Linked DNA regions of Homo sapiens: regions 1 and 2 are each linked to region 3. Evidence: chromatin contacts called from ENCODE Hi-C or POLR2A ChIA-PET data. All regions are on one chromosome and are shown on one strand. Each heading gives the region's core, a stretch centred on a gene start or an enhancer-like site at or near the end of the contact. The rest is flanking DNA. Distances are from core to core; before and after follow the strand shown.

Region 1 (3,406 bases), core at 289-2,788, 1.3 Mb before region 3:
CCGTTAACCCGCTCCCGGCCAGGGAGGAGATGTGGGCTTGGCCGGCCACGCCCTCCCTGCTGGACCAAGCCCGTCCCTGCCGCCCACCACCCCGACTTCACTTCTCACCTCTTAGCGTCAGGAGCCACCTCGCCTCGCACTCGAAGGCACTCTCCAGGTTTGAGATTCAGGTTGCTGGCGACCAGACCCTGCACAGACAAGCCCCGGCCCAGCCGGGTTAGAGGACAAGGCCTCCACTGCTCGAAGTGTCCGGGGGTGGCTGGGGGTGGGAGTGGGGTTGTTCCCGCCCGGCATCCTCTGACCAAGCCAAGGGGAAGCCTGGGGAAAGGATTGAGCTGTAATTTCCAGCCTCCGATTGTCTATGTGGTCCTGGGAAAGTCCCTATTCCCACCGGGGTTGGCTTCAGTCTGTAACGTGAAGGTTCTAGAAGACAGGCTCTAGAAGATTTTGCAGATTGGCTTGGGAATTTTGGACTCAAGAGTGACTTGGGAGATGGGGTGCTCTGTCCCATCGCAGATGGAGAGGATCAGGCTGGGGAGGGGCCGACACTTGGCCCACCGTCACACTGAATGGAGGGGCCGGCCCCTCTGCTGGAGAGGAAGTGGCTAGGGGCGGGCGACCCCACTATTCTCCTTCAAGCCCCTCTCTGCAAAGAGGCCCAGGGGCTAGAGAGGAGACCCTGAAAAACACGGCCTCTCTGCATTAGGGAGAATAGCCCTGCAGTCGGGCTGTGGCTGGGCTGGCTCAGGGTTAACAAGATTGAGCAAACTGCTGGGCACTGCTGTTCCCTGGCACCCCGAGTGGGTGGGCAAGAGTTAACTGGTTTGAGTGGTTTCTTCTGCCAGAAACTTGAACCCTTTCCCTGGGGCCCGAGGAAGATTCTCACCTCCCTGCCACCCCAACCTCCCAGCTTGGGGGTGGTGGAAGGGAATTTCCCCCGCCCCCCCCGCCACCAGCCTGGACACAACCACCCTCCACCCCCGACCTAGAAGGGCCCATCCTGGGCAGCTTGTCTCGGGTCCTGGCAACTTTTCAGCGTTCTCTGGAGCAGAGGGTAACTCTGCCCTGGCCTGGTGACCGGGACAGCTGCAGGGGGGAGGGGACAGGAGGCTCTTTGGGGTGGAGGAGGGGGAAAGGGATAGTGGCCTGGGTGTCCCCCAGTTGGCCACACCCTTCCCACGCTCACTTCTCAGAGAGCTGCAGAATGTCAACCCTGGGCAGAAATAACTGTGCTTTCAGACCCTGGAGGAATCCAGACAATTATCAATGCAGAGAAGGCCTTGAGGGACCATGGCGCCCACCCCCATTTTACAGATGTGGCCACTGAGGTCCAGAAAAGAGAAGGCACTGGTTCCAGGCCACACAGCTGGGGCTAGAATCTGCTCCCGATCTGCCCAGCTCTCCTCTGGCCATCAGTTCCTGCCCTATCCCCTGGACCTTGGGGGGGGGTCCCCACACTCACACAAGCCATGATTGAGTCCAGGAGGATGTTCCCGGGCAGGCGCACCAGCTGTCAGAAGACTCCACCCGAGAGAGATGGGCCCCCGGACGCTCCCACCCTTTTAACTGGACCGGACCGGGTGAGCCCCGCCCCCTGAAAGTTCAGCCAATTGCAAGTCAGGATAGGGCTGGGGGCCACTGGGGGCGGAGTCCGTGGAATTTTGAAGCCAGTTTTGGAGCAGAGGTGACCAATCAGAGTGGCGAGCTGCTGCCCCCCCTCACCCCGCCGCCCCCGGCCAGAGTCCAAGCTCCACCTCCTATTCTCCTTCATCCCTCTCCACCTCCCCACCAAAATTGTGCTGTGGCAGAGATTGGGGGAAGCCAGTGGAAAATAGTTTGATGATGAGCTAGGCCCACAAGTTGGCGGGAAGGGGCCTGTGGCCAGCAGGCTGGGCTCAGGGGGTGCCCAGAGAAGATGGCTGAGGAGGTGCAGGGTCCTTCAGGGAATCAGAGCTGGGGGAGACCAGGCCACTCCCGGGCAGGGACCAGGGCGTGGCTCCTGCTGCGTGCGCGTCTGCAGAGGGCCACTGACTTAACCACAGGCCCTGGCCCCACCCGGGCCTTCCCCGGAAGCAAGGACTGCGGCTGCTGCAGCGCTCTCTCGCTGGCTCCTCGGGAAGGCTAAAGAAAGGCTGGGCCGGGCGCCAAGCCTGAGGCTGCAGGGCTTGGCTAAGGCCTCGGGCTTGGCCGCGTTCAGGGGCAGGCAGGGGATAGTCAAAGCGCCCTGGCCTGACAGCCTCAGGCCTGAGAGTGTCAAGCTTAGGAGATGGCCCAGGGTGGTCCAGACCAGGAGGGGGTGGGGTCCTGGCTCTGTGCACCCTGTCCTTTCTCTTTTTTATTTTTATTTATTTATATATTTATTTTTGAGATGGAGTCTCGCTCTGTCGCCCAGGCTGGAGTGCAGTGGCGTGATCTCAGCTCACTGCAACCTCTGCCTCCCAGGTTCAACTGATTCTCCTGCCTCAGCCTCCCGAGTAGCTGGGACTACAGGCCCCCACCACCACACCCGGCTAATTTATGTACTTTTAGTAGAGACGGGGTTTCACCACGTTGGCCAGGCTGGTCTCAAACTCCTGACCTCAGTTGATCCACCCGCCTCAGCCTCCCAAAGTAATGGGATTACAGGTGTGAGCCACCATGCCTGGCCACCCTGTCTGCTCTCTTAACATCTCCTCTGAGGCCCGGCACAGCCCTCCCTTCCCTGAGTGTTCAGCAGGTATTTTACTGAGCACCTACTATGTACCTGGCCCTGGGCTCTGAGGATTCAAAGCTGAACCCCTCCCAGTCCCCACTCTCAAGGAGCGCATAGTTGGGGTGGAATCTGACCACAACCACGTTAAGAAGTAGATGATGGGCTGGGCGCAGTGGCTCACGCCGGTAATCCCAGCTCTTTAGGAAGCCGAGGCGGGCGGATCACCTAAGGTTAGGAGTTCGAGACTAGCCTGACCAACACGGAGAAACCCCATCTCTACTAAAAATACAAAATTAGCTGGGCATGGTGGCATATGCCTGTAATCCCTGCTACTCCTGAGGCTGAGGCAGGAGAATCGCTTGAACCCAGGAGGCAGAGGTTGCAGTGATCCGAGATCAGTCTATTGCACTCCAGCCTGGGCAATAAGAGTGAAACTCAGTCTCAATTAAAAAAAATAAAAAATAAAAATAAAAATAAAAAGAAGTAGATGATGATGGCTGTAAGGGAAGCCATGAGAAAGTGCTATGGTGGGCTGGCGGCTGCATGAGTAAAGGAGGTGGGTCGTGAAGGGTAGGCGGAGAAGTGCCTGGCTTTCCACCATGGGCAGAAGCTCCAGAATGAGAAGGCCAGGGCTGGAGAACAGTGTTCCGGGCATGTGGGGGAAAAACGGGGATGAGGCTGGGAAGCCAACAGGACCTGGACCATGGAGGGCCT
Region 2 (3,299 bases), core at 725-3,224, 1.0 Mb after region 3:
CTGGGGGTGGGGTCCTTCCCAACTGCTGAGCCTCCCACCTGTGGGCAGGCCTTCAAGAGACTCCCATCCTCATTCAGGCCACGTTCTCAATCGCTTTAAGATGCAGCCTTGTGGCTGGGCACGGTGGCTCACGCCTGTAATCCCAGCGCTTTGGGAGGCCAAGGCAGGTGGATCACCTGAGGTCAGGAGTTCGAGACCAGCCTGGCAAACATGGTGAAACCCCGTCTCTACTAAAAATACAAAAATTAGCCGGGCATGGTGGCAGGTGCCTGTAATCCCAGCAATTATGCCTGTAATTGCTTGAATCCCGGAGGCAGAGGTTGCAGTGAGCTGAGATCACACCACTGCACTCCAGACTTGGTGACAGAGAGACTCCATCTCAAAAAAAGAAAAAAAAAGAAAAAAAGGGCCAGGCATGGTGGCTCACGCCTGTAATCCTAGCACTTTGGGAGGCTGAGGCGGGCAGATCACCTGAGGCCAGGAGTTTGAGCCCAGCCTGGCCAACATGGTGAAACCCTATCTCTACTAAAAATACAAAAAAAAAAAAAAAAATAGCCGGGCATGGTAGTGGGCGCCTGTAATCCCAACTACTTGGGAGGCTGAGGCAGGAGAATCGCTTGAACCCAGGAGGCAGAGGTTGCAGTGAGCCGAGATCGCGCCACTGCACTCCAGCCTGGGCAACAGAGCAACACTCCATCTCAAAAAAAGAAAAGCAAAAAAGCAAAAAAACAAAAAAACAAAAAACAAAAAACAAATTCAGGCTGGGCATGGTGGCTCTCGCAGCTTTGTAAACACTCTTCAGTCATTAAAACACTAAATAATACAGTCCCCCAAACCAAGGGGGAAATCCTGGTACAGGTAGTTCGCAGTGGAGAGGAGGAGGAGGTACAGCATAACCCAGGAAGAAGCAGCAGCCCCATGAACCGGCATCTCCAAGTTTGTAATTGCTTTGATTGGCTTTTAGACCCAATATTTAATTCAGTTATTTTGTTAAAGTTCCAGATGCAAATCTCATGACCCCCTATCATGTTATGCTCATCATGAAGGCGTCAGGGTTAAAAAGCCTGAGAAAGTCTGCTTTAGTCAAAGAAAAAGTCTTTCTGGGAGTATTTCTGTCATGGGTCCGTATCCCTGCCTCCCCACAGAATTGTCATTTTTCCCTTTTCTCCTGCCCTGCTTCCCTGTTCTACAACACAGCTGGTCAAAGTCTCAGGAGAAATGGCACATGTCTGTAAGTCCCAGCTACTCTGGAGGCTGAGGTGGGAGGATGCTTAAGCCCAGGAGTTAAAAAAAAAAATACTAACAAATTATTGAAAGAAGGGAATGAGTGAGACCTGGAGGTGGGCAGACCAAGGTTCAAGGCCCAGTTCTGACACCAGCTAACTGAGCACTCTTGGGCATGTCGCCTCCCTGAACTGGGCTATCTGTGAGACATGGAACACCGCAGCCAGGGTGATGTCTGGCTCAGGTCCTCCGTAGCTAGTGAGGGACAGATGCCACCAAGAGAACCAAGCATGCTCCCCCAGGCTGGCAGAGCCCCAGAGATCTAGATTCAGCAGAGAGCAACTCCAAACACACCTCGAAAGTAGGATTAAAAAAAAAATTGGCTACCTCAAAGACTGGATACTCTAGGGACACTCCCATCTTGGTCACCAACCGCATACCAGGGTGCCAGGCATGTAAATTACCGTTCCTCCCTCCAACTACCCTACGGGCACAGGCAGGATCAGAACCCCGCACCTCCTGACTCCAGAGCCCAAGTTTCTGGCTCCTGGGCTCTGTCGCTGTGTGGCAGTGTCCCGGGGTGGGGCTAGGACGCAAGCAGGGTTGGGAGAGAAAGGCGCCCGTCCCGCGTCCCGCGCCCCGCGCTTGCCTGTCGGGTTGCGGACGCTCCATCCGGCCGGTGCTGGGCTCGTTCGTGCTGGCTCCGCGGGCGGCGGCTGCGCTGAGGACGCTCGAGAGGAGGCAGGCGTTGACTGCCGGAGCCGCGGCCGGTCACATTTATGCTCGGCGGGTCACGTGGGCCAGGCGGAACAGCTGATGCCCACTTTCTGGCCGGGCGTTGCAACACCCGCAGGGGCCCGCGCCCAGCCCGCCCCGGGCCAGTGTGGGGTGGAGAGGAGCAGTCATATGACCCTTGGGAAACAAAGTCTGGCCATAGGACTTTTAGAGAAAACACACACACACACACACACACACACACATACACACACACACACACACACACACACACACAAAACCTTTAAGGAAATCTGAGAAGCTGCAGGCTCTGGGTGTGATTTTGCTCCTTCCAGAGCCCCCCCTTCTGCTCCCTGTCCCCTTGGGACTTGATGCACCCCAGGCGTCCCAGAAGGTTCCAGAAAGCTGGGAGGCAGCGCTGCTCAGAGCAATAGCCTGGTGGGCAACATCAGGAACTTAGCAACCCCAGGCTCTGCTGTCTCCAGCTCCCTAAAATGTCACCTGCTGGAATCCTCTGCTGACTGCTTGCCTCCTCACACCCTCTTTAAATGTACATTTAGGATCTGTTTTTTGAGTTCCTGTCAAAAAACAGAGACTCTAGTATTTTCATGGTTCATCCCTACAACTGACCTGTGAGGGTAGATCGCTTCTATTTTACAGATGGGGAAACCGAGGCTCAGAGGGGTGCAGTGGTGTCACACATAAAGCAGGATGCCAGTGTCCAAACCCAGGGAGGAGACTAAGTCCCCGCCTGCCTCCTCCACACTCTGGCAGCACCTGGTATCCGCCTGGACTGGGACACCTGTCATACAAACTGCTTCCCTGCTGGAATGCGTGGGACACTCTTCCAGGCACATTCAGGTCTGACTTATACTCAGTGCCTGCTCAGGGCCCAGAGCAGAGCTGGCCCTTGCTGATCGCCTATTGAATCAATTCTGCATGAGGTGGACTCCTTAGAACTCGGGGGAAATAGGGTCACTGGGTGAACCCAGAGGACAAAACGAATGGACCAGATGATTCATACAGTCCTTTCCCAATACTGTGATTCTCATTCTAAGATTTTTTTTTTAAGATGGCTTTCAGGCCTGGCATGGTAGCTCACACCTGTAGTCCCAGTACTTTGGGAGGTTGAGGTGGGAAGAGCGCTTTGAGCCCAGTCGAGGTGGGAAGATTGCTTTGAGTTCGAGACTGGCCTGGGCAACATAGGGAGACCCTGTCTCTACAAAATATAAAATAAATTAGCTGGGCATGGTGGCACATGCCTGTGGTCCCAGCTACTTGGGAGGCTGAGGCTGGAGGTTCACTTGAGCCTGGGATGTAGAGGCTGGAGTGAGCTGTGA
Region 3 (3,169 bases), core at 599-3,098:
GTTTTTGTATTTTTTGTAGAGATGGGATTTTGCGATGTTACCCAGGATGGTCTTGAACTCCTGGGCTCAAGCAATCCTCCCACCTTACCTCCCAAAGTGCTGGGACTACAGGCATGAGCCACTGCGTCTGGCCACTTAGTATATTTTCAATCAGCAAATACAAATCTACATAAAAATTTTAATGACTTTTTTTGTACTTTTCGACATATGACTATATCACAATGTATTCAATCTTGTAATATATTGTACATTTATTTCTAACATTTAGTGACTATAAACAATGTTGCAAAGAACTTTTTTTTTTTTTTTTTTTTTTTTTTTTTTGAGACGGAGTCTCGCTCTGTCGCCCAGGCTGGAGTGCAGTGGCGGGATCTCGGCTCACTGTAAGCTCCGCCTCTCGGGTTCACGCCATTCTCCTGCCTCAGCCTCCCAAGTAGCTGGGACTACAGGCGCCCGCCACTACGCCCGGCTATTTTTTGTAGTTTTAGTAGAGACGGGGTTTCACCGTTTTAGCCGGGATGGTCTCGATCTCCTGACCTCGTGATCCGCCCGCCTCGGCCTCCCAAAGTGCTGGGATTACAGGCGTGAGCCACCGCGCCCGGCTGCAAAGAACTTTAAAGTTCATATCTGTGTACTTTTCTAATGTCTTTTAAGATGAATTCTCAGATAGAATTGATCAATTTACTTTCTCATCTGTATCTATAAACCTGACCAATATTGAGCATTTTTTTTTTAATTAGGTGAAAATGGCATTTTATGTTGTTTTGTTTGCATTTCTTATGGCTTTTTAAAAATAATTATTGGCCATTTATAATTCTTCTTTAAAATCACCTGTTCCTGTTTTTGGCCATTTTTATTTTGGAGTCTTTGAGGTTTTTCTTTTTCTTTTTCTTTGTTTTTTTTTTTTTTGAGGCGGAGTTATGCTCTTGTTGCCCAGGCTAGAGTGCAGTGGTACGATCTCTGCTCACTGCAACCTCCGCCTCCCGGGTTCAAGCGATTCTCCTGCCTCAGCCTCCTGAGTAACTGGGATTACAAGCATGGGCCACCATGCCCGGCTAATTATTTTGTATTTTTAGTAGAGACGGGGTTTCTCCACGTTGGTCAGGCTGCCCTTGAACTCCCAACCTCAGGTGATCCGCCCGCCTCGGCCTCCCAAAATGTTGGGATTACAGGCATGAGCCACGCGCCCGGCCGAGGTTTTTCTTATCAACTGGGAAGAGATCTTTATATATTGCTGATAGTAATTTGTCACAGAGTTGCAAAATCTTTTTTTCCCAGCTTTCTTTTGCCTTTAGAACATAGCTTTTTTCTGAAGTTAATTTGGAAGAATAGTCATGATAGCAAGCACATTCCAGTAAGAAAGAGTAATGATGAGAAATTTGCCCTCATAGATATAGAATGTATTATAAAGGTATCTTCATTAAAGCATGGTGGGATTGGCACAGGTGCACACAGAGAGATCAATGTATACAAGTCAGAAACAGCTTCAAGTATAATAGTTCTATAGGCGATGAAGGTGCCAACTAAAATCAGTGGAGAAAACAGTGTTTGGACAAGTGGCTATTACAAAAATTATCTTAGGTTTCTTCCTTACCCCAAAAATAAATTCCAAATGGATCAAAAGATTTTTCATTTAAAAATGAAAACATTTTTTATCCTCTTGTAGTGGACAGTAACAAAAAAAAAGTGCAATTTGTAACAAGTACCTGAAAGGATGTATGCGAGTTAATGACATGGAGGTGAAGAGAGGCTCGGAAGGGTATTCCAGGTGGAGAGAACGGCCAGAGCGAAGGTTTGGAGGCTGAAAGGCAGCAACGTGCGGATCCTAAAGAGGCAGGGTCAGGAATCGAACTCAAGACGCTCACAATGGAATCCAGGGCTGAGTCCATGCCCGCCCCCACAGGGATCATAATTATGTAAAATAGCATTTTTCCCATATATGGTACTTAATATCTGTCCTTGTGGTGGGATGACATGAGACTGAGAGCACAGCTCGCGGGGCGGGGTGTCAGAGTTCCAGACCTTCCCAGTCGGCTCCCGCAGGGCCTCGCCCCGGCCCAGGCAAGGCACCAAAACCCCGGCCCGGAGCTCTCCGCGCCCCGAGTCGCCGCCTCCTGATTGGATTCCCCCTGTGTCAATCCTTGTCCTAGAACCTGGCTGTCCGTTGGACCCGCCCTAGAGGGCGGGGCTCCCGCCTAGGAAGCGCGGGGGAAGGTGGAGCGGGTGGAGGTGGGGCGGAAAGAGGATGTTGAATCCCCACCCATCTGGCCGCAGAGGCTCCGCCCACCCCCTTTCCACAGGCCAATACGTCTGCCCATCAAGGCCAGGCGCGGCCTGCAGTGGGTGTAGCAGGAAGGGGGCGGGATTGTGCCCCAGGCTCCGCCCCGGAGCCGGCTCCCGGCTGGGAATGGTCCCGCGGCTCCGAGGGCGGGGCGGGAAGGCGGCGAGGAGCCGAGCTGGGTGCGGTGAGGCGCGCAGATCACCGCGGTTCCTGGGCAGGGCACGGAAGGCTAAGCAAGGCTGACCTGCTGCAGCTCCCGCCTCGTGCGCTCGCCCCACCCGGCCGCCGCCCGAGCGCTCGAGAAAGTCCTCTCGGGAGAAGCAGCGCCTGTTCCCGGGGCAGATCCAGGTTCAGGTGAGCGAGCCCCACCGCGGTCCCGCCCCGGGCAGGCGGCGGCGGGCGGGCGGGGGCGAGACGCGCTGCCGCCAGGCCGACTGGTGGTTCTTGGGCTCAGTGCGGCCCGCCACCCGCGCGGGCGGGGGCGAACGCCGGCGGCTCAGGGCCCGGCACCGCATCCTTCCCAGGGGGACCGGGACCCCCACGCGGGCGCTCGGGGAGGGCGCCGGCAGCAGCGAGGCCTAGGGGTGCAGGGGCGGCCTCGGGACCCGGCGCTCCCCGGCGCCCCCCGTGTCCCCCGGCGCGGTCTCAGGACTGGGCACTGGAGCCGACCTCCCCCAGCCGCTGGGGCACGCGCCCCGCCCTCGCCTCGCCCAGGCCCGACTCGGGCAAACTTTTTAACCCCTTCCGGGAGCCGCGGCCCCTGGGACGCAGCCTCACGGGTTGGGAGCCCGGGGCAGCCGCTCCCGTGGAAGTTTCTGGCGTCTGAGGCACGGAGGTAACGGGCAGCGGGCACCGTTTGGCAGCTGTCAGGGCGTCCTCCTGAGTCAG

The links. A loop is a pair of places that touch in the nucleus more often than their neighbours do. ChIA-PET counts read pairs that join two places held with the same protein, here RNA polymerase II (POLR2A). Pooled maps may share reads with other maps.
Region 1: a map with no recorded cell type shows a loop between it and region 3 (9-fold over the local background). The contact joins the promoter of LGALS1 here to the promoter of MYH9-DT in region 3. A Hi-C loop is called at or near these places in 2 of 37 single-sample maps with no recorded cell type and 7 of 50 pooled maps.
Region 2: a loop to region 3 is called in a pooled map, with 3 times the contacts of the local background. The contact joins the promoter of HMOX1 here to the promoter of MYH9-DT in region 3. A Hi-C loop is called at or near these places in 4 of 50 pooled maps. POLR2A ChIA-PET finds 5 or more read pairs at or near these places in 2 of 52 experiments (WTC11 and common myeloid progenitor, CD34-positive).

Annotation. Positions count from the first base shown.
Region 1 is chr22:37,673,768-37,677,173 of GRCh38, reverse strand. LGALS1 (galectin 1) reads right to left here and starts at 1,538. Exons shown (of 4, transcript NM_002305.4): 1 at 1,463-1,538; 2 at 109-188. The coding sequence starts at 1,471. RefSeq lists silencers at 1-75, 1,596-1,735.
Region 2 is chr22:35,379,771-35,383,069 of GRCh38, reverse strand. It overlaps HMOX1 (heme oxygenase 1), which reads right to left and starts at 1,974. Exons shown (of 5, transcript NM_002133.3): 1 at 1,874-1,974. The coding sequence starts at 1,896. RefSeq lists silencers at 1,704-1,873, 2,174-2,253.
Region 3 is chr22:36,387,273-36,390,441 of GRCh38, reverse strand. MYH9-DT (MYH9 divergent transcript) reads right to left here and starts at 1,848. Exons shown (of 3, transcript NR_183573.1): 1 at 1,707-1,848. MYH9 (myosin heavy chain 9) reads left to right here and starts at 2,475. Exons shown (of 41, transcript NM_002473.6): 1 at 2,475-2,635. RefSeq lists an enhancer at 2,164-2,458 and silencers at 2,252-2,831, 2,862-2,941.